Linked DNA regions of Mus musculus: region 1 is linked to region 2. Evidence: chromatin loops called from intact Hi-C (ENCODE). Cell type or tissue: gastrocnemius. All regions are shown on one strand. Links, peaks and the distances in the headings refer to the core of each region. The heading gives the core; the rest is flanking DNA.

Region 1 (11,553 bases), core at 1,166-9,165, 78 kb after region 2:
GACCTTAGTGACCTGTCCTCTTCTGGAGTCAGTACTAAAGGGAGAGCGTTGCTCAATATTTCACCAGCATTGTGGGTGATGTCCTCTTAAGGGGCCAGGATTCTAGTTTTACTGAGAGGGATGCAAGAGAAATCCCTACAGGAAGAGGACATAGCTGGAGGCATGCAGCTTTATTCTTTCACTGGATAATTATAATTTTAATGTTATAGATTTAATGTATATAGTATGTTATCATCCTTTAGGACTGTCTTCCTTTTTTCTATCCTTCATCCTTCTTTCCTTTCTTCCTTCCTTTTTATTATTTATTTATTTGAGACAGGGTCTTACTATGTAGACCAGGCTGGCCTCGAACTCACAGAGACTGGCCTGCCTCTGAACCTTGAGTGCTGTGACTAACAGCATGCACCACCACAATACAACACAATACCCAACAATCATTTTATTTTTAAAGTTCAAATTTTCAGAGCAATCTACTCACTCATTTTCTTTGAGTTCTATGTATTTATTCTCTCTCTGTCTCTCTCTCTCTGTCTCTGTCTCTCTCTCTCTGTCTCTCTCTGTCTCTGTCTCTCTCTGTGTGTGTATGAGAGAGAGGGGGAGGGAGAGAGAGTGAGAGAAGATATTAATTGAACTCAGCTTAGGTTATCAAGCTTGATGGCAGACACCTTTATCCACTGAGCCATGTTGCTGGCCCATCAAGGCTGGCCCATGTTACTTGCCCTGCAGTGTGTTCCTTTTATATCCCAGGCACCACAATACCTGGCAGAATCAATTAAAGGGAGGAAGGAAGGAAGGAAGGATTTGTTTCGGCTCATGGTTTCACTGGAGTTAGTCCACAAATAGGCCTCGTAACTTGAGCAGACGATTACGGTAAATAGAGGGAAGGGGTCATTATCCACAATATGACAGAAGAGGAGATGGAGAGAAGGAAGTGCCAGAGTTTGGGTATAGCCCCCAAAGCCTCCCCACAACCCCATGACCTACTTTCACCTCAGCTCCTAAAGGTTTTACAACCACCCTGTCAGCTAGGTAGCAAGTGCTGCAAATATGGCCTTGGAGGGAATATTTCAGATTCACACTGGGATGCCTGCCAAGTGTTTTCCCTCTGGGCTTTCTGTGGAGACTATTCCGTGGGGCACACCGTGGGAAGCTCGTGAGACACAGCTCCAACGTAGCATGGCTGTTCTGTGTAGATATTCAAGAGAAGGTAGCGAGGTAGAAAGCCTTGGGTAGGGCAGCATATGAAGTCTCCCAAGAAGTCAATATGTCTGAGAGAGAGAGAGAGAGAGAGAGAGAGAGAGAGAGAGAGAGAGAGAGAGAGAGAGAGAGAGAGAGAGATATGCTCAAGGTACGGGACTAGGAGATATGAGATGGATTTTAACTTCAATCAGACAGACTTGCTGGGGAAGTAGGAGGCAGGATGGCTAAAAGTGAAGACATGTTTAAAGGGGTCTTCAGAGACACTGAGGAACTTACCTTGAATTTGTAGGTGGTCCCAGCAGGCAGTGTGTGTGTGTGTGTGTGTGTGTGTGTGTGTGTGTGTGTGTGTGTGTGTCTAGTGTGATGTACTATAAAGGAGAAGGAGAAACAAGGCGAGAAATGGCACACTAAGGTCACTGATGCCAACCAGGAGGGTGATAAATGTCATTTTGGGTCATTTTTATTTGCCTGTGTGACTTCTCCTAGAAAAGAAGCTTTGCCTTAATAACCAGGATATTGAGCAAGCTGGAATCCTGGGGTGTTATCATAAAAGGAAACTAATTAAAGAAAACATTAATTTTAAACTTAAATTAAAAATTATACGAGTATGTTGTATGATTGTATATGTTGTATGTTGATCATATTACTCATATACTCCACTTCCTCCCCTCCCCCTCCCGTTTGTTCTCTTTCTTCCTACATAGTTTCACTTGTACCATCATGTCATATACATACATGTCTATATAAAGATAGATCCCAAATGAGAGAAAAATGTAATATTTGTCTAAGGATTATACTTTCTATCTTGCACGTTTTCTTTAAATATTATTGAAGGGGAAGTTCTACAAGTTTCAGGAATGTATTATTTGGAGTCAATACAAAAATACTAATATTGGGGCAAGGAAGGTGATGTAGTAGCTAAGAACACTAGCTCTGCAGGCATAAGAAACTGAATCTGAATCCCCAGCTTCCATACAAAAAGCCAGGAAGGGCTGCACATGCCAACATTGGTGGTTGGAGACAGGCAGGTCCCAAGAGCTCATGGACCAGTCAGCCTAACCTATACAGTGAGCTTCTGGTTCAGTGAGAGACCTTGCCTAAGGCTAGTAAGACTGAGAGAGCTATCTATCTATCTATCTATCTATCTATCTATCTATCTATCTATCCCTGTGTGTATGCATGTGTGTGTATGTATGTATGTATGTATGTACCCATACACTCACATACATGAACTACATACATATATACAACACACTACACAACACACACATGCACATGCACCATTTTGTTTTCTAGCAAAGTTTCCCCAAACAGTCTGAACCTAGAATGATTCATGAGATAGCAAGAAGGATCTCACTTAACTGGCTCTATTATAAGGTGCCATTTCAACTGTTTAGGGCTAATTCTTTTGATGGTTTCAAGGATTCTTCAGGAGCTATGGCAGGAAGTGTTTGCTCATGTATCCCATGACATGTGTGATGTGCATTTCTTATGCCCTCTGCTTTATCTCAGCCCCCAACATGAAGGGTCCATTGTACAAAGAATACTTCTATTATCTGCTCTGTCACTCCCTTTAGGTAACCTTACTGAGACTGACTTAAATACACGAAAGCCAACCCTATCCACATCATGTATGGTCTGTAGTATGTCCACTGCTAACAAAATTCTTGAACCGATTAAAATCTGGGAATGTGAACCAATATTTCCACTTTGTCCATTTAAACTTAAGTAAGAGTTTAAACACATGATTTCTAGTTAGCAACACTATGCTGGGTCTACCTTTAGTTATGGTACGGCAGACCACTATATGTCCTATACTGTCCAGAACCTGCAGGAATGCGTGTCTTGAAAGGTGACATATCAAGAAGGAGAACCAGGGTTCTAGGTGGGACAAAGATGTCTCTTACAGGCTGGTGACTCGTGCCAAGCAGAATTCTTAAGAAGTACAGCGTCATATGTTCTATTTGCAGAGGGGAAAAACGGTCAGAGTCAGCAGAACTAAGTCAGACAATCTTGGCAAAGAGAACCTAGGGTCCTGCAGACACAGCTGCCTTAGGACTGATAACCACAGCTCAGGGGGAAGAGCCTGGTCCCCAGGGGGAAGAGCCTGGACCCCAGAAGCTGCCACCTTGACTCTTCTGAGGATATACAGGCTCCATCCCTAGACTGGCCTTGCCAAGCCCACTTGGACAAGGGCATAGAATTAAAGTTCCTGTTGTTCTTTCATCGGGGCCTCTGAGAAAGTCTTGGGTTGGTCTGGCCCCTGGCACGACTGTGAAGGAGGAGTGGCGGATTTATGTATGGTACAAAGGGTATCCCTTCTTTTAGTTTGAGGTGTGAGGCAGATGTTTCTTTTCCTTTCACTAGAAGAAACTCTAGGACCAATACATAGCACAGTTCTCTTAAAAGATCTCTTATTACAAATTCTCTGCCTTTAAATATGGGGAGTAGTGAAATGGCCCCTCCTGGATCTTCTTTGAAGGTTTACATCTGGAGAGAGCATCTCACATTGGCCTTTTCTACCTTACTGAACACATGGATGGGTTTTTGTGTTGAGATTGCTCTTCCATGCTAGCGTGCTCATGTTGCTACTGTGTAGCTTGTTGCATACCACACTTTGCTATGAGCATGGACTACGTATGCAACTGTCTCTCATCACACACAGAATCTGAGCAGGCATACACATGGATGCAAAGTTAGAGTCTGCATGCTGACAGCTCCAACTCTGGAGTGGGTGGCTGGGAAGAGGCAGGAGAAATGAGGCGATATGTTTGACTTAGAAGATGCTCTTAGCAGCATAGACCCCAAGCTTCTGTGGTGTGTCCAGGTGGAATTCTAGGACCCGAGGGCACGATTGTGTTTTACAGCTCATGTGTTCATTTTTTTATGGGATTGAGAAAGAGAAATGCCTTGATTGTCATGGTCTATCTATTCTGTGCCCATTAACTCTACAGATTTTGGGTTGAGAGATGAAAGGGAGGAAACCAACTGCAAAAGAATGGAAAGGTGATTCTTTGATGTATTTTCTTGGTAGGTGGTGGAGAAAAATGCAGACCCTGAAACAACACTTCTGGTCTACCTTAGAAGAAAGTGTATCCTGACTCTTCAATGGAAATGAGGGTGAGGGGACCATAGGGCTATTCTCTGAAGCTTAAGTAATTTCCAAGTGGCCTCGAAGAAGTCTACACAGCTGTGGCACTCAATATAACTGAGAATCCTTGGGTGATCCTAGGCTCCCTAGATTGTAAACTCTCAGTCCTCAAATGAGAGGCTGTTCATGGTTTTCTTTCAGACTTCTTCAGCAAAGAGTCTAGTAATTGAAGGATTTTCTGTGCCCATGAAAGTCCTCCTCGGCAGCCCCCATGAACTTCATGGTCATTTACTTTAGGAGTAGTGAGCTCTTCTTTAGTTGACATTTGTTTAACACATACAGGATTACCCAGGAACCTCTCTGGCTCAATATAGGTCCAGAGAGACCAGAAGAAGGGTTGCTATTACTTTTTCTTGCACTGTTGAGCATTGAACCTAGGGCCTTTCATATAGTAGGTAAACTCCATATGGTTACTGAGCATTCCCAAACAAGTGTTGTACACTGAGAAAGGATGATTGCAGTGGGTACTGTGTAAGGCATCGAATGCTTAGTGGCAGGCTTTAGAGATATCAAGGGCAGGAGACACTTTAGAGAGGTGGTTCTCAACCTGGGTATCACAACCCCTTTGGAGGGATGACAAATGGCCCTTTCATAGATTGTTGTTTATGAGATATGCTGAATATCAGATAATTACATTATTATTCATAACAGTTTCAAAATTATAGTTATAAAGTAGCAAATAAATAAATAAATAAATAAATAAATAAATAAATAAATAAATAATGGAGGCCACCACAACATGAGGTCACAGCATTAGGAAGGCTGAGAACCACTGCTGTAGAGTTCTGGGCTGCTGCTCTTCATCCATTGTGGGGAAGGCTTCTAAAAGATCTCACACCTTTTGTTCTTTCATGTTATTAAACTATTCTGGGACCCTGGATAAAAAACAACAGAAAATATAGGTGCTGACATTTAATGGACACTTGTCATGTATAGGCAAAGTTCAAAGTAGTTTGCATAGCTGATGTCATGTAATCTTTACAGAAGTTCTGTGGAGGTATAACATCATCTCCCTTGGAGAGGAAGTGAGGCCAGCACTGATTAAATGACCTGCTTTTCACTAAGTATATTATGAGCAAGTTCTGGTAGACCCTGGATGGAAGCTGCAGCAATGCACTTCTCATCCAGGCTGGCAAGTCTCCAGGGCCTGGTGCTCCTCTCAACATCTGTCTATGCTGTCCTTGTCCCTGTCCCAGAGGTGTGAGTGACCCACTTGCTCAGTACTCACAGAAGCGAGCTTGGTATGGGTATATCTGAAGGCTCAGAAGATAGCCCTGGTGAGTCTTTTGTGAGTTGGAAAGAGGACTCTGTTACCAGCCCAACCCCACTAGGAAGTTGTTGATATGAATTCCAGTGTTCTGAGAACAAAGTTCATTTTAGTTCTCTATTAGTTTCAGTTTTATTTCTGACGCCTCAGAGCCGCAGGAACTCCTTATCTCACTGGACAGGCTTAGTAAATCAAAACTCAGATGAAATTTAAAACTGAAAGCTGCCACAGAAAGTATAAAGTCCTCCTCCTTATTGCAGTCTGGGCTGGTAGTTAATTTGTGAGAGCAGGAGAAATATTCCTAGCCTAGGGTTTCTAGAAAGAGGTCAAGGCTAGAAGATAAAGACTAGATCGTACCATATTATCTCTGTCCATACACTTTCTAGGTGTATCAGCTGCAAACAACTATCTATTCCTCGGTTAATGAGAACAAAGAAGAGAACAAAAATTCCTGAGGTCTTGGGAAGCCTCTTTGGCAGAGGAGGAGATGGGTTGCACACAGCTCTGGAGTCAGGAGACTCTTAGTCAGAGGACTATGACACACACAATGACATTTCTGCAGCTCGTGTTACAGTTTAGACCTCAGCTTGTTTGTGCTTTGCATTCAAATTTGCAGAGCAATAGTAGCTCTTGCCTAAGCAAATTGCTGTGGAAATCAAGAGCTTTAAATGTAAGATGCAATATAGTTCTTCTTGTTAATTTTTTCTTGAAAATAGAGGACGAGGCTACCTGCTTGTAATTCTCTGTGTGTCTCCCATCTTCAGAAGAGAAATGGGGGCTTAGGGACTGATAGAAACCCAACAAAGAGGGCTTTATGGCTCAAGAAAGGTGGCCACATGAGTGCTGTGGGTTTGGACTAGCCTACCAGTTAACAAGGTAATAGATTATCTTTCCACAGTATACATAAGAGCTGGGTCCATTCTTGGTTACCGATCTTTTGTTTTTCATGTATATATATATATTATGTGAGATATTCAAAAGCCTGGTTCAGCTTTAATTTTGGTTTCAGGAACATTATCAGGCTGTAGTTTTCAGGGTAAAAAAATCCAAGCCTCAGAATGGCTGAGGAGTGTCACTGCTCACCTCAACACCCCAAATGCTGTCTTTGAGATGCGAGGTCCTCTTGCTCAGACATTGGGAGACCCTGAGCCTGGAGCTTGTATCCTGGATGGTGTTCTGTGGGTACTGACTCATCTGCAGTGGAGCTGATCTGTTCTTACATCTGTATGGTGCAGTTCAGCCTCATGGATTGAGGAGGCCATAGGTCTGCTGCCTCCTGGGTCAAGGGCTTCATTTGTGTTTAAGCTGTGCCTGTGAGGCTCTGTCCAGCTGTTTGTAGAGTCCTTTCTCTGGATCTGTGTCCTTAACAAGAGGCTGCTCAGTGGGGCTGTGCGGGACCAAGCTTGGCTGTGGAGAAGGTGGCTGTGGGGCATGCACCGTGATGATCTCCAAGTATGACCGCCTTCAGAACAAGATCGTGTATCCTTTGCCTGCTGCCTGGTGCTCCATGGGAGGGTAGGATGTGGGATCATCTTGTGAGTGAGTGTGTGAGCATGTGTGTTTCCAAGAAGACTCCAATCATGAACAAAGATCAGAGAATGATGTTTTATAGGGTATCTTTCCTGGCTGATGAATGGGGACCAAGCTGTGGACTACAGATAAAACGACCATTCTATAGTTAAGGCTAACATGGCATCCCATAAAATCCATCCCCAATACTCCATAGTATGTCCATGAGTTCCTCCCCAGTTTCCTTTGCCATCAATGATTCAATACTCCTCAAACTTAACATTATGAACTCATGGCCCAGCCCTACTTATTTCTTGATCATCTTACACACTGTTTCCTGTCCTGTATGTCCTCTCACCCAGGAATTTTCTACCTGGAAATACTGGGCCCCAACAGCATCTCCTCTAAGAAGTGCTGCTTGATCCCCAAGGTTGAGTTAAGTCCTCCTTGTCTATGCAAACATCTTAATGCCCTCTGCACAGCACTCCTGAATCATTAACTGTCAGATTTTTACATCACATCTCTACACCCACTTCTATCTCTTGCATTGACTACAAGCTTTTCCAGGGTAGGGATTTCATGTTATTTAGCCTCACTTCCTCAGCCCCTAGCACAGAGCTGGCATATTTTAAAGAAACTTATGTTGTTTATTTTCATGAAAGAGTGATAACTAAGGGAGAGATACAGGGAAGGGGCTAGAGTTTCATCTCTACTTTTACCCCAGGGAAATGGAGGGATAGAAGGGATGAAAGCAAAAATTATGCTCTAATGCTGAGGACCAGGGAAGGGTCCTGCAGAGAGAGGAGGAGCATGCTTCGAGGTTATAGCCTGCTGGAAAGTTCCTTTCAATGCCCTTTAGAGTTGGGATAAGAGATTGCTTAGAGTACTCTATTTTCCTTTGCTCCAGTTTGAGGCTGGTGTGATTGTAGCTTGCCCACGGAGACTCTAATGAGGCTCAGTCGCAGTTGGAATAGAACCCCCTTTTTTCCTGGCTCAGAGTTTTATATGGAGAGGCAAAGATAACAATAGCAGACACAAACCTAGCACAGAGCAGAGAGACATTCAGAAAGCGCCCAAGTCCTATGAGGCAGTCCCTGCACTGCTCTGATGACCTCAATGGCAATGAAATGGCCTTAATCTGTGGTTCTAGTCATTTTTCCGTCAATGCCTGCTTGACCCCCATCTGCTCCTTGCATCATGTTGCTGTGACAACTGTGGAAGGCATAGGAAACACCAAGAAGCTGCATCCTGTCCAGGTGAGTGGAGTGGTAAACGTGAGGCCAGCACGTTTTACAGGGGAACTTGCACCAAGGCTGCACCTTTGTTAGGAGAAACTTCACAGCCCAAGGAAAAGAAGTTGTTCCAGGGCCCCCTGTGAATGTTTTCTAGATGAACAAGGTAGAGAGAGCAGGTACTCATACCCAAAGCTCCCCCATCCATAGGGACAGGATGATCTAATACTGCATGATGTCCCCTCCCCCCGCCCCCCTCCCCGGAACAGCAGCAACAGCAACAACTCAGCTAAATCTAATATCCAGGGGCATCCTTACCTCAGACCTGGGAAAGCAGGGAAGGACATCTTGTTCTTGAGTATGCTTTGACAAATGACAGTCCTCCAATTCCAGATTTCCATGACTCCTATAATTCCAGTTGTACCACACATCCTCCACTCTTCGAACAATATCAATGTTGAATTACTTTCTTTACACATTGCTTCTGCAACATTCCTGTCAGAAGCAACTGGAGATAAGTAGTCAGGGCCAGCTACCATTGTACCAGCCTCAAAACGGGAACAAAGGAAAACGGGCTACTTTAATATTTACAGTCATAAGGAAGAACTTATTTTAACTCACAGTTTGAGGGTACTCGTTACCATGGTAGGGATGTCATAGTGATCAGAGCTTGAGGCTTCTGGGCACATTGCATCCACAGTTAGGAAGCAGAGAGCAGTGGAATGCTCATATCTGGCTAGCTGTTTTTCTTTTATTCAGTCCTGGATTCAGCCATTTCTCCCACCTTGACTAATCTAGATAAACACTCATGGCTTTGACCAGAGGCAAACTTAATCTAGATAATTCCTCGAGGGACACACCCAGAGGCTTGTTTCCTAAATTACATATCCTATAAAGTTATCAATCAATATTAAATGCCACGCATATGGACTGTCAGACCTTTACTCTCTGGAGAATGAAGATAAGTTAATAGCTAGGGGCTGTATGACTCAGTTGACGAGATTGCTTTCCTAGCACGCATGCAGCTCTGAATTAGATCCCAAGCACCATAGAAACGGGGTACACTGCCTGCTTGAAATTGTAGCCCTTGGAAGGATGCAGGAGAATCAAAAGTTCAAGGTTATTCACAACCTCAGCAACTTCAAGGGCCAAACAAACATACCCATAAATACCTCACTGGGGGTTTTCTCCCTTGTGGAACTAGACCTTGGCATTGGATTGAAGTCAGGAACCATGAGGGGGACCATATTGCAAATCTGGGGGTTTGGAGGGAGAAGTTGGATGCTCTTAGCCCAAACTGAAACAGGTGGAGGCAGAGAACAGCCCCACCCTGGGATAACTGAGGCGCGAGTTCTTTGAAAAATTGCAATCAGAGACGGTTCCAGAGTTAAACCCAGGTCTGAATCCTCTCTTGACCATTTGAAGAGACACGTCTTTCAGGGGGTGACACTTCCTTTGTCTCCAGGCACTAGGGCCTCCGGATGATCAAACAGGTTCTGTTCCACAGGAGGAGCATATGATCCAGTCTGTGGTGTCAGAGCAGGGCGAGAGTGCTGTTGCTTCATCTCTGTTTCTTAGGCAGGAAAAGGGTACACCTCTAAACCTGCCCAACCTGCGAGAAGTGTGAGCTTAATTTGAGCCTGTTGTTTCCTCGGTAGCCAAATGCAGGGGTAGTTTGAACACAGGATTTGTATCCGCCCTCCCAACAACATGAACTCTTACTCTCGGTGTTCTTATTTTATCTCCATATAAGCAGCAGGGTTGATTGTATTCCTAGTGCATTTGATTTTCTTGTTTTCTGGCTTTCCCATGTTTTCATCTCTTACTCTCATTGGCATCATGTGTTGACTCGTTGGCTCCCCACAGACTGCCACAGTATCCAGGTTCTGGCCTCAGCCCTGCCCTTCTCCATTCTTACAATCTCATGGCAGGTACGTTGGAACATCCACTACCTGCAAATGGTACACACTTGCACTTTCAACTTTGACCTCTCCTCAGAAGTTACTCGTTTGCAATTGCCTACTTGATACCACAGCACAAATGTCTAATCTCAGCTGTAGGAAAAACCCATTTTGTCCATAACATCTTCCTTCCTGGGTATTGCTCTATTTAAGCCAATGGCAAAGCAGTCCATTCTTACTTTCCAAGGATCCAGGAGTAATCTTTGATCCCCTCACATACTACACCCTATCCATCCAGAAGTGTGATCCACTCTCTAAACCATCTATGATAGCTCCCCCATCTGTTTAACTCTCACTACTTTGATCCATGTCATTATCTCTTTTTAGCTGGCTATACTATATTCCGAAGACCCATTTCTGTGTTTGTTTTTAGAATGCAATTTCCACCCAGCAGCCCAAAGTGATTTATTTTTTTAAAGCCATGAATCACATCACTGCTGGCTGAAATCTCCTAAGGCTGCCCATCACACAGAGAAGGTTCTGTAGCTTGCCCCAGCTTGTGAGGAGCTGCTTTCCCACCCAAAGTGTTTAGCGTCAGCAGGTTCCGCCCATATTCTCTCAGCTGCTCTGGCACGCCAAGCTCGTGCTGTATCAAGCATTCTTGCTGACAGTTCTCTTTTCTTGATCCTAACTGCGATATTGAAACCAGCCTCGAGATCCTTTCTAGAGTGGTTCAGTCACTCTGGATCATGTAATTGTGCAAATCTTCTGCACAGCGCTGGCCACCACATGGAATTTTTCTTATTCCATTTTTATCAAAATTGCACTATTACAGTCCAGGCTTCATGGAATTTCTCCCCATCTCTCTTCTCTGTTTATATAACCTTTCATGCCTACTGCATACTAGGTTCTTGATCCATGTTCACAAAATGAATGGGTAGACTACAGATACAGATGTTATAACGTCCTGTCAGTTTTACTCAAGTACCGAGAAAGATTCCCAAGAGACAGAAAAAGGAGAAAGCCATGTAGATGAGGAACAGGAACTGGAAGTAAAACCCACCAGCTTTGGTGGGAGTTTTGTGACATTCTATGCATATAGTAAACTCAGCTTAGCGCCTGGTCCAGTTCTCATGTCCTCCCTGTGCTCCGAGGGTACCTTCACTTAACAATCCAGGAATGCAGTGGTGGGTTTGAATAGGGCACACTCTGTGGTCCTTCAGGAGTGGTGCTTGAATTTCACTGCAGGCTCATGTAGTCAAAAGAACGCAGCACAGTGTTTCTATTTAAGAT
Region 2 (11,402 bases), core at 1-8,000:
TGACTGCATGCTGCGCCAGCTCAGGAAGCCCGGAGAGGTCATCTACAGGATCCCACAAGGTAAGGCCTCCCAGTGGAGCCCGTCCCAGTGATTAACAAAGGGGGTGGGTCTGTGGCAGCACAGCCATGCACTGGATACACTTTGGCTGCTGTCTGTCCTTCTATGGAACCCAAGAAAGCTCCAAGAGGGCTGAGGCTGTCGCTGAGTCGGTGGAGTGCTTGCCTAGCATGCTTAAAGCCCTGTGTTCCATCTCCAGGAACAGTTAACTCCAGGCATGGTGCACATGTCTATGACCCCAACACTTAGGAGGGGAGGTAGGAAGATCAGGGGTTCAAGGTTAGTTCAGGGTTAGCCTTGTTACAGACACACACACACACACACACATACACACACTCACAGAGACAGAGACAGAGACCAAGAACTACAAGAGACTTCCCTCCCACCCAAGGAAAGAAGATCATAGCGCCCTCAAGGTGACAGAGGGCACCAGGCTTGCATATAAGCAATGGGGAATAGGTTACAGCCTAGGACTTAAGCCTGTCCGTTTACCTCCCTGTGTTAACAGCAAAGCTGAGGGTTTCATTGTTATGTGAGCATCACAGCCTTCTTACACAAACCTGCACAGGCAGCCTCTAGCACACCTAGGTTATAGAGTGCAGCCTATTCTGAAATTTTTGAATTACAAAAAACAGTCTTGCTAAAATCTAAAAGGCAAACTGATCTCAGCCGAGGCCTATATATGATTCCAGTCATCAACATTGTGTATTTTACCTTCCTGCCTACTGGGAGTTTCCCAGAGCAGCATGGGGTTGTCTTACGGTTCACTTTTTTTCTAAGTAGAAGAATTATGTTGTAACAATGACTGGCATAATATACCATAACACAGACACTTAATATAACTCTGTAATAATCAGAGATTAAACACTATATGCAATCATATGCTGTACTTTCTCCCTTAAAATTATTTTTTAAATTATGAATTTTGTCTTGCATGTATGTAGGTGCTTGCACGTATCCACACGAAGTTTGAAGTCAGGTGTCGCCTTCAGTTTCACTTTTACCTTCTTTTGTTGATGTAGTCTCCCCCTGAACCTAGCACTTGCTGATCCAGCCAGGTGGCCACAGAGCCCCCAGGATCCCCCTGTTCCTGCTTCCTCAGCACTGTGAATATAGGCATGCACCGCTGTGCCTGGCTTTAATGTGGGTACCGGGGATTGAACTCTTGTGTCCTTAGGCATGGTAATGACTGGGCCTGGGCTTTCACACCATGGACACCATGTGGTGCTGACGCTGTGATGGCTGTGGTGTTCCTCAGTGGCGAATGTTCAAGGTCTGTTACAGTCTAAGTGGCTCGCCATGGTGTGTACAGTCTGCTGTTGACGGACATGCTACATGCAGCACACGACTGTGCCGCTTTGGGGATCCAGAAAACTTGCAACTGTACCTAGTCCCAAGAAGGTAGGAGTGTGAGTCTGACCAATAACATTTGGCAAAGAATCAGACCAGGTGACTGACACACCAAGTGGACAGTGGTTCCCATCCTTCCTTCTGGATGTAAACAGAGACCTTGCTTGCAGTAAAGGTGATCTGGATTATTTGATGTTGGTGTAGACTGACAACTACTGATTAATACTGACAAAGCTTTTGTGATTAGTGGGTAATTATTATCGACTCCTTGGCATCTGAAGAACTAAGTTAGACCGTTCGTGATGTTCATGGCTAATCAGACCCTTTGCAATAGACAAGGGTCCTTCACACAGTCAAAGGTGTCATGGGCAGAACGGTAGGGGAACAGTGTTATCTTTAAAAAAAAAGCAATAGAAAGAAGCTCGCTCCTTGTGCCAGCTTGCGCACAGCTGGGACAAAGTTACTGGACAGAGTGACGTCAGCTCACAGCGTCCAAGTGAGGAAGCTTAGGCGAGGGAGCCTTGTCGTACTAGGGGAGTTCTTGTCATTGGTGGCAGGAACATGGAGTGACTTGCTTCAATCTCCATAGCAGCTAGGAGAGTGGAGAACTTGGGCAGGAACCAGGCTGTCTTTCTCTTTCTATAGTCCATACCTGATAGCCTTCCACCTGCCAGCAAGGGCCCATGGCTGAAAGGTTCTATACCCCTCTGAAACATTTCACCAGCTGGGGACAAAGTGTCCACAAGAATCTGAGGGCAGCACTCACATTCCAACCACAGCAACACTTTAAAACTTCGGCTTAATAATTACGTAAAGATAAGCAGAGACAGTTCTTACAAAACCAGACTGCCAAGGGTTTTAACCGAGTTATGAGACCGAGATAGAATGACTTAAAAGCACAATGTAATGTAATTATAGAAGGAGAAAAGCTGTTTTGGTCACAGCTTTCCTAGTTTAATATGGCTCATAAAGTTTGAGTGTGGGTATATTGGATGTCATTGGACATAGCTTGGTTTTTAGATAGTTCTGAGAGAGGAAATATCTTGTGGGGTAACTTAGCAGCAGCTGAGTTTTCCCAAGCCAAATATTCACTGCTTTCAACTTGAACAGTGTATAGTGTAGGGGGCCGGGTAGTGGACAATCAGAGGGTCAGACAAGAATCACATCACTCACACATGTTAAGTCTCACTTTGTGGGGCTGGAATGCACCATTAGTGGTTGGCATTTGACCTTGCCAGGAAAGTCTTAGGAAGAAGCTGCCTGAAGAAGTCCTTTCATGAAACGAGACAAAAAGCAGGTCTTCGGCACCTCTTGCTTGTCTTGCTTGAAGCTGGTGGTCCCTTGTAAAGAAACGGGCAGGAAGCCCCTCAGGGAGATAGGGCCACTCCTCAGGATTCCAGAACATTCTCCAGACAAGGGGCTAGTTTCCCTGCGTCTCTGCAAAGCTTCCTCTGAATGCTGGCTTTACGTTCCTTTGCCTGTCTTTGTGCATTTTGGAATGAGACACAGGGATGCAGTGTCACGGTAACGCTGTTCTGAGTGCTGTCTTTTTTTGATTCTTCTGCACACAGGTGGCTTGTTTACGTATGTGTCTGGAGCCAATTTCCTGGGCGAGATTATTGAATGGATGGGCTACGCTTTGGCCACTTGGTCTGTTCCAGCCTTTGCTTTTGCATTTTTCACACTTTGTTTCCTGGGGATGCAAGCTTTTTACCACCACAGGTAAACCTTTAACAGAGAGGTCTGTCTTAGTTTTGTTTCCTGTTGATCTGATAGTGTTTTACAACGAAACAACGTAAGAAAGAAAGGGCCCGTTTGGCTCCATCTTCCGGGCTATGCACGTCAAGGTGGCTGGAACTTGAAGCAGCCGGTCACATTGCCTTTATAGTCAAAAGTAGAAAGCAAAACAAATCAATGCATACATACCATATATGCTCTGTTTGCCCCTCTTCATTTAGACAGTCCAGGGTCCCTCACGAGGGAAATAAGCCTTGCCAAAATTAAGACGGGTCTTCCTACATCAATGGACTTAATCAGGACAACCCTTCACAGGAATTTCTCTGAGGCTATCCTTAATAGAAACAGTCCCTCACAGGTGTGACCAGACTACCCCCTAAGGGTCAGGTTGACAGTTAATAGTGTCACAAGGTCGTTGCATCTACATAGAAGTATTCGTCTCCAAATAAGATTTATTACCACCTGGCTGGAAACTTCAGATAGTGGGTTAAGAGGTGAAAGAAATGTCACGTTTCAGTTCAATTCTCTTCCACTGTATTTCTTGATGTGTCTGTTCTCCAGGGATGAGACCATTGCCAGCCATCACCAAGCAAGGAAAGCAGATGAGCTCCGAGTGCTCCATCTGCTGGTACATGTTGGAACTGCAGGCAGTTAAGGTCCCATTATGCCACACCCCTACCCTCACCCCACCCCCTTGGAGGGTTGGTCTAACAAATCGTTAATCCAGGGGTAGAGAGGGGCTAGGGATCATTGAAACCCTGTCCCTCTCAAGGTAGGAGGTGATAGGACGTCACCTGCTTACTTTCAAGTAACTTTTATAGAAAGATGAATGCCTAGAGACCAAGAAGGAACACATGGATTAAAGGACTGAGCTGAGCGCATCTTAATCTTTCTCCTTGGTGTTTCTGCCTCGCCTCAGTGTTTTTGTCTGGCTAATGATTTTTCTAATAGCTTTTAGGATTAAATGAGGCACAAGCTCCTTTTGAATAGAAACTGAGGCCAGTTTGGAAATAGGCAAAGCAGCAGTTTCTCCTGTGACCTAATCCTACAACTTCCTGTCTCGAAAGGGACAGGGTTTCAAGGTTCACAGCCTTTGAGAGACATGGCAACAGCCCACTTCAGGAGAACCTGCTGTCCATCAGAGGCAGTAAACGAATGACAGAAGTCGGGGCATTGCCTGGTACATGGAGCGTCTCTGAAGAGCATAGACAGAGTTCTCCGTCAATATTTCCACCAGGAGTTTCCAGCTGGTGCAATGTCAAAATCAAATTGAGGCTGTCTGGTTATATTCCTCCCGGAGGGAGAGCCAGGGGTGTCTCTTTTACTAGGACTAAGAGGGCTTTGTGACGGTGCTCCTGAAGCAATGGCAGGCGTTGGCGGGGGAGATGGAGCACACAGGGTCTTTTCAAACCAAAGCAGGGCAGACCGGGCTCTTCTGGCACGCGTGATCACTTTTGTCTTCCAGTTCAAACCCAAAGCACTTTAGCAGAGTGCATTTTGTCTTTATTATGCCTCGAGGGCCATTAGTTTCAACCAGTTAAGAGGACAACTTGGTCAGCATTAATTTCCTCAGGCTGTCACAGGAAAGGACCTCAGCTGCATGGCTTAGAGCAAGGGGAAAAATATCTATCTTCTCAGAATTCTGGAGACCAGAGGTTTGGCCTTAAGGGATAGGCAGGGCTGTGCTCTCTGGAATGGCTTGCTTCCTTGCTTCTTTCTGTTCAGTTCTGGTGGAGACTCACTGTTCTTAGTTCTCCATGGCTGGGGTAGACTCATTCCAATCTCTACCAGTGTTCCTGTGACCTTCTCATCCTATATCTCCTTCATGTCTCTTTGCAGATCTGTGGGATTAAGGGTCCATCCTGCATCAGTATGAGCTATTCCAATTCATTACATATGCCATGACTGTTGGTCCAAAATAAGACTGTATCTTCAGGCATTGGGAGCTAGGACTGCAACCTACCTTTTAGAGGGCAAAATGAGATCCATAGTAGTAGTTGCATCCCCAAACTCCTGGAAGGGATATTTTCAAGAGATGCTGCCGATTCTCTGAAGTTAACGTTGTCCATGCTTTTTGTAAATTTTATTTGTTGTAAGCAGGTGTCTAGTTAGACACAATAATGAGCCTCGTGGCATTTTCATAATTTATAATGTGTTTTTACTATATGCATCTTTTATTTCTATTTTGTTTTCCTCTTGCTCTTACATGTTTTTATCTTATTTTCAAAGGTATACTTTAATTTACGTGGTGTGTGTGTGTGTGTTTGTATGCATATGTGTGTGTGGACACTCAGAAGACGGCATCAGATACTGGAGCTGAGTAATTCGGCAAGGATTTACAAACCTCTGGACATGTGTGCTGGGAACCAAATTCCGGGTTCTCTAGAAGTGCAACAAGTGCTTTTGACTGCTGAGCCCTCCTGTTAGCCCTACTGACTTACCTTTCATGACGAAGGGAGCCTCATTAGAGTTGGTTACAGGGTCCTTGGTAAGGAATTATTTACAAGAGCATGGTGTCCTTACTGGTGGCCACACCACCGAAGGAAGAAAACATCTCTCCCTCCCCAGCAACTATTAGCTGCCTACAGATCCTCAGGGAGGTGTTGGCCCTGTGAACTCCTTCCTTCTAGCTATGATCACCTGCCTGTAGGTCCTAGGGGGAGGGTCTCAGCAGGACAGTGACAGGTTTTATGTGACAGGTTTAATCTTGTGCAGGTTTTATGTGCAGGTAGACTCAGGAGTGCGGATGGTGATGTCATGTTCTATAGCCGGCTGTCTACTTCACTCCATTCCGTCTCTCACATCCCTCCTGTCCCAGTTCCTGTGGTGCTCCAGAGCCTTGGAGAGGGTGATCCACTCATGGCTGGGCGCTTAGCAGTTCCTGATTCTCAGTCCTGTGACTCATTATGAGTCTTTGCCCTTATTGCTGCCCATTGCCAAAAGGAGCTTCTCTGGGCAAAGCTGACAGTAGCCCTGATCTGTGTGTATAAACAGAGTCATTAGACAGAGCTTTGATGGGCACAGCTTCTCTATTTAGCAAAAACAGTTGCAGTAACTTCCCCACTCAGGCTGTGACCTTCCCAGCTATGGGTTTTTGCACCGGTTTTTAGAGTTCCAGATGTGGGTCTCCTCCTATCGAGCAGGCCTCAGGTCCACCCGGAGAGTATTGGATATCTTCATTACTGACTTGCTACTATTACACCAGTTGGCCAAAGTTTTTGGGAGGCTTTGGCTTCCTGTAGTTTTCAGCAAAGTGAGCTCAAAGGAGTACTTTCTTCTTGTGTATTAGAAAATCTGGTGAAATGTACATATCATAAAATCTACCACTTTAACAGTTTTTAAATGTAAACTTGAGTGTTAGCAAGTATGTTTGTAAAATTGTATAACCGTCACCTCTGGATATAGTTTTGTATTTATCTGCACACAAATTACCAACATTGACAAGGAACAGAATGGGGGAAGTGGGTGGATGATGGGCTCATGGTCCTCAGGAATGATCAGCTGCTAAGTAACTGGGCTGACTCATGTTGGTTATGTAACTCAACTGTTGGTCACTACTCTGTTGCCCTTATAATGATCCCTTCCTTTCTTCTCAGGTTCTACCTCAAGATGTTTAAGGATTACCCCAAATCTAGGAAAGCCCTCATTCCATTCATCTTTTAAAGAACCCTAACTTTAAGGAACAAAGCTTCTATGGAGAAACTGCCCAGCTGCTGAAACTATAAACTGTAAACTATAACTGAACAGTGTCTTGCTCGCATATATATATTTGATGATGTATGTGTTAATAGGTCTCCTGTGATTCCAGTTGCTTGAGGCATGCACAGTCATGCCTGTTCAGCCTATACTCCTGTCTGCCCAGAGAGCTCTAACCTAATTTCCTTTCGGAGACTCATAGGGGCCATTTTATTCTTAGCTATCCCATCTAGAAGCTTCCCTGTTCTCTATTTTTTTTTCCAATGTCAGATCTGAAGATAGGACTTTTTTCTTATTCTTTGTCACTTTGGGGGAAGTTCTGCAGTCAAAACCTTTGGGCTGACAAAATGAAAAATGAAATGATAACATTTGCAGGAAAGTGGGAAGAACTGGAAATTATTATATTAAGCAACCTAACCCTGACTCAGAAAGACAAATACTGCATGATTTTTTTCATATGCAGGTTCTAGATTTTAATATATACATATATATACCTGCATCTGTTCATATGTGTATGTTGAGGGTCATATAGTTCATTGATTTAGAAAGGAGATCATTAGAAGGGGAAAAGAGGTCTTGAGGAGAAGGAAGAAGAGGGAAATAAACTGTGTCGCATGAAAGCAGAGAGGGAGGAAGGGAAGCAGCAGGAGAAATGTAGGTGAGCAGGGGAGGAGGATTGGCAAAAATAAAGTATGCATGAAAATGCCATAATAAAACCAATTACTTTGTATGTTTGTTTTAAACAACCAACCAGCCTGCCAGCCAACCAACTTATCAACTAACTAACTAATCAATCAACAAGCCAACCAACCAACTAATCAACCAGCCAGCCAACCAACTCATCAACTAACTAATCAATCAACAAGCCAACCAACCAACCAATCAATCAACCAACTAATCAACCAGCCAACCAACCAACCAACCAACCAACCAAAAATGAATGTCTGGGCTGAGGGCAGTGCTTAAAGAAGTAATTAAAAGCATACCTTTTGTATGCCCGCAGAGTGGCAAAGATTTACAAGTTTAAGCACCATAGACCCCAGAGCATGCTTAAATGAAAGACTGGTCCCAGCTTCCTCTGCATTAGTTAATTAGGAATATATATATATACATATATATATACATACATATATATATATATATATATATATATATATATATATATATATATAAGCTTTAATAATGGAGTTCCCCTTTTGGACCTAAGTCCAAATGTACAGCGTCTCAGCCAGTGATCATCGGGTATTCTAGGAGGTTTCATAGTGATCACCGGGTATTCTAGGAGCTACCATAACTTCATTCACAACACTGCTATGGATTTTCTTGATTGTCAGGTTTTATGGAACACAAAGAAAAAGATACAGCCATGAGTGGCCCCTGAGAGAATAAAGAATTGTGTTGCAACAGACAGTGTGAACACCTATCAGAAACACTTCTAAGTATGAGAAGTTCATGTGTAAGGCACTAGACCGTTCAAGTTGAAGAGCTGTTTGCGATGATGTGAAGGGTAACAGAAGCTCTGAGCAAGTTTCTTCTGGAATTTCTTCCTTATGATCCTTGAGACATATTTTAGAAGATGTGTCCCAGTGGTAGGTTGAACATCAGCTCTCAGTCCCAATGGCAGATGCAAGATCTGCATGATCTGTCCAGATAGATGCTCGTCTGGGTAGAAAACCCCTTTCATCCAGTTCAGACAGGTTTCACATTTAGTTTTATTTTACTTTATCTTACACTTCAAGTTTCAAATTGTAAAAATTAGGAGGTTTCTACATAAACCGAAGCCCTGGTGTTCTTTTAAAATGGTTACTCTCCATCTTTCTAACAGGGAGCTCCTCAGGTTGTGGTGATTCCAACCATAAAATTACCTTTGCTGCTACTTCAGAACTGTAATGTTGCTACTATTATGAATCATAAAGTAAATATCTGTGTTTTCCAATGGCCTTAGGTAGCCCCTTGGGAAAATGTCATATGCCACCCAAAGGGGTCATGACCCACAGGTTGAGAACCCAGGCTTTTAAAAGTTGGAAGGAGAGGCATAAGAGACAGAAGATAATGGGAGGGTGAATATAATCAAAGTATTATACCCAAATCAGAAGGTTTAGTGAGATGATGAATGTATGTCACTGGTTCTCCACCTTCCTAATGCTGTGACCCTTTAATCCAGTTCCTCATATTCTGGTGACCCCCCCCCCCCCAAACCATAAAAGCATTTTGTTGTTACTTCATGGCTGTAATTTGGCTATTGTTAAAAATTGTAATGTAAATACCTTATCTGCAGGAAATATGATATCTGACCACCAAAAGGGTCGAGAGCCCCAGGCTGAGAACTGCTGGTATATGCTGACCTCAGCATTCTAAGCCTGGTTCCTGTGTGAGCGAGCCTGAGGACTGGGTAGTACATGAACACTTAGGTGTACAGCCTCCGGGGAAGGGATGGCTTCCGCAAAGAGGCTGCAATGCGGGTTCTGTGAGGGAGGGACTGAGCACTCGGAATCAGAGTGGTTGAATACTTATCTCCTCTGCCCCAGGTGGGTGGGTGGGTTCAACACCATTTGCAAACATGCTTGAGAAACCGATCTCCAGTTTTATTATTTGGTCCATAAACCGACTGTTAGTTGACACAGGGGTCATAAGAGGTCTAAAGTAGGATACATAATGAAGACCCAGACTATTGTGTTACAAGCAAGTGCTCCTCCTTGTTTGCCAAATGCCTCTCGAGTCATGACCACCACCATTGCTTGAATAAAAAACGACCCAGATCTTCTGTGGCATTTACAATGTATCTATTGAGTGGTGTCTTTTTAACCCCCCCTTTCCTCCCTCCATCTTAGTTTCTGGTCTTGCTGTTTTCTTTCTTGTTATCTTCATTTTGCCAGTCTGCAATTAGGGTCTGTGAACAGGGAATAATGGATGACTGGCAGCTTCGAAATTACAGTTCAGAATCCCAGGAGGTATAAGGAAGGTGCGGGACGACACACCAAGGTCGGTTGTGTCCCACACGATTTCAGTGATACCCAGAAGGAAGAATACAGTGTCAAGGAGCCTTTACTAAAACAAATAACTGGGAAAAATCATTTTATAGAGAGAAAAGGTTTAATTTTGTCCAGGAACGTTTGGTCCAATTGCTTTGGGTCTGTAGCAGGCAGCACATTGTGGTGGGGGTATAGAGTGGAACATGTTAAACACATATGTTTACCTCCTAGCCAAGAGAGGGAGGAGGAAGGGAGGAGAGACAGCCAGAGTCCCTCTTTGAGGGCATGCCTCCTCTCTTCAGTGACCCAAAGACATCCCACTAGGCCCCACCTACAAAGTTCTCCCACCTCCCACTGGTGCCAAGCTGAGAACTAAACCTAAGGTTTAGTTCTTTGGGGAACTCTCAAGCCTTTGGGGAACTCTCAAGATGTAGACTAGTTAAGCTGTCACACACGTGGTGAATTCTCCTGAAAGGAAAGATTTTTAGGGCTCTCTGTGATTGAAAATGACTTTCCTCATATCCTTTCTTTTAGAGCTGGAGATGAAGCTCATTAGACTGCTTGCCTACTGTGTGTGAGACCCTGGGTCCCACATGCAGCACAAGGTAGTGTTTATACCAAAATATTGAAATTGTCCCATGCATCCTATCAGACCACCATGGACTAAGGCTGATCTTCAATAACAACATAAATAAAGGAAAGCCAACTCTCACGTGGAAACTGAATAACACTCTTCTCAATGATACCTTGGTCAAGGATGGAATAAAGAAAGAAATTAGAGACTTTTTAGAGTTTAATGAAAATGAAGCCACAACATACCCAAACCTATGGGACACAATGAAGGCATTTCTAAGAGGGAAACTCATAGCTCTGAGTACCTCCAAGAAGAAACTGGAGAGAGCACACACGAGCAGCTTGACAACACATCTAAAAGCTCTAGAAAAAAAGGAAGAAAATTCACCCAAGAGGAGTAGATAGCAGGAAATAATCAAACTCAGGGGTGAAATCAACCAAGTGGAAACAAGAAGAACTATTCAAAGAATTAACCAAAGGAGGAGTTGGTTCCTTGAGAAAATCAACAAGATAGATAAACCCTTAGCTAGACTCACTAGAGGGCACAGAGACAAAATCCTAATTAACAAAATCAGAAATGAAAAAGGAGACATAACAACAGATCCTGAAGAAATCCAAAACACCATCAGATCCTTCTACAAAAGGCTATACTCAACAAAACTGGAAAACCTGGATGAAATGGACAAATTTCTGGACAGATACCAGGTACCAAAGTTAAATCAGGATCAAATTAAAGATCTAAACAGTCCCATATCCCCTAAAGAAATTGAAGCAGTTATTAATAGTCTCCCAGCCAAAAAAAGCCCAGGACCAGATGGGTTTAGTTCTATCAGACCTTCAAAGAAGATCTAATTCCAGTTCTGCACAAACTATTTCACAAAATAGAAGTAGAAGGTACTCTACCCAACTCATTTTATGAAGCCACAATTACTCTGATACCTAAACCACAGAAAGATCCAACAAAGATAGAGAACTTCAGACCAATTTCTCTTATGAATATCGATGTAAAAATCCTCA

What was found. Hi-C counts contacts between places; a loop is a spot of excess contacts. Peaks named below come from ENCODE experiments on the same cell type or tissue, not always from the same donor. Only the 100,000 strongest peaks of a DNase experiment are listed, where the experiment ranks them.
Region 1: a loop joins it to region 2, with 2.6 times the contacts of the local background. A loop is called at or near these places in 6 of 42 quality-filtered maps.

Annotation. Positions count from the first base shown.
Region 1 is chr17:73,936,586-73,948,138 of GRCm38, reverse strand. Xdh (xanthine dehydrogenase) reads left to right here. Exons shown (of 36, transcript NM_011723.3): 2 at 4,235-4,292; 3 at 7,001-7,097; 4 at 8,278-8,383. Among named protein-coding and RNA genes, the nearest start is that of Xdh, 7.8 kb to the left of the region's middle. In gastrocnemius, for the core only: no CTCF peak of the experiment used is centred there; no DNase peak of the experiment used is centred there; H3K4me3 peaks cover 5,016 bases; H3K27ac peaks cover 3,982 bases.
Region 2 is chr17:74,013,111-74,024,512 of GRCm38, reverse strand. It overlaps Srd5a2 (steroid 5 alpha-reductase 2), which reads left to right. Exons shown (of 5, transcript NM_053188.3): 3 at 1-59; 4 at 2,979-3,129; 5 at 6,741-9,622. The coding sequence ends at 6,807. Among named protein-coding and RNA genes, the nearest start is that of Gm24475, 18 kb to the right of the region's middle. In gastrocnemius, for the core only: no CTCF peak of the experiment used is centred there; a DNase peak (open chromatin) is centred at 3,774.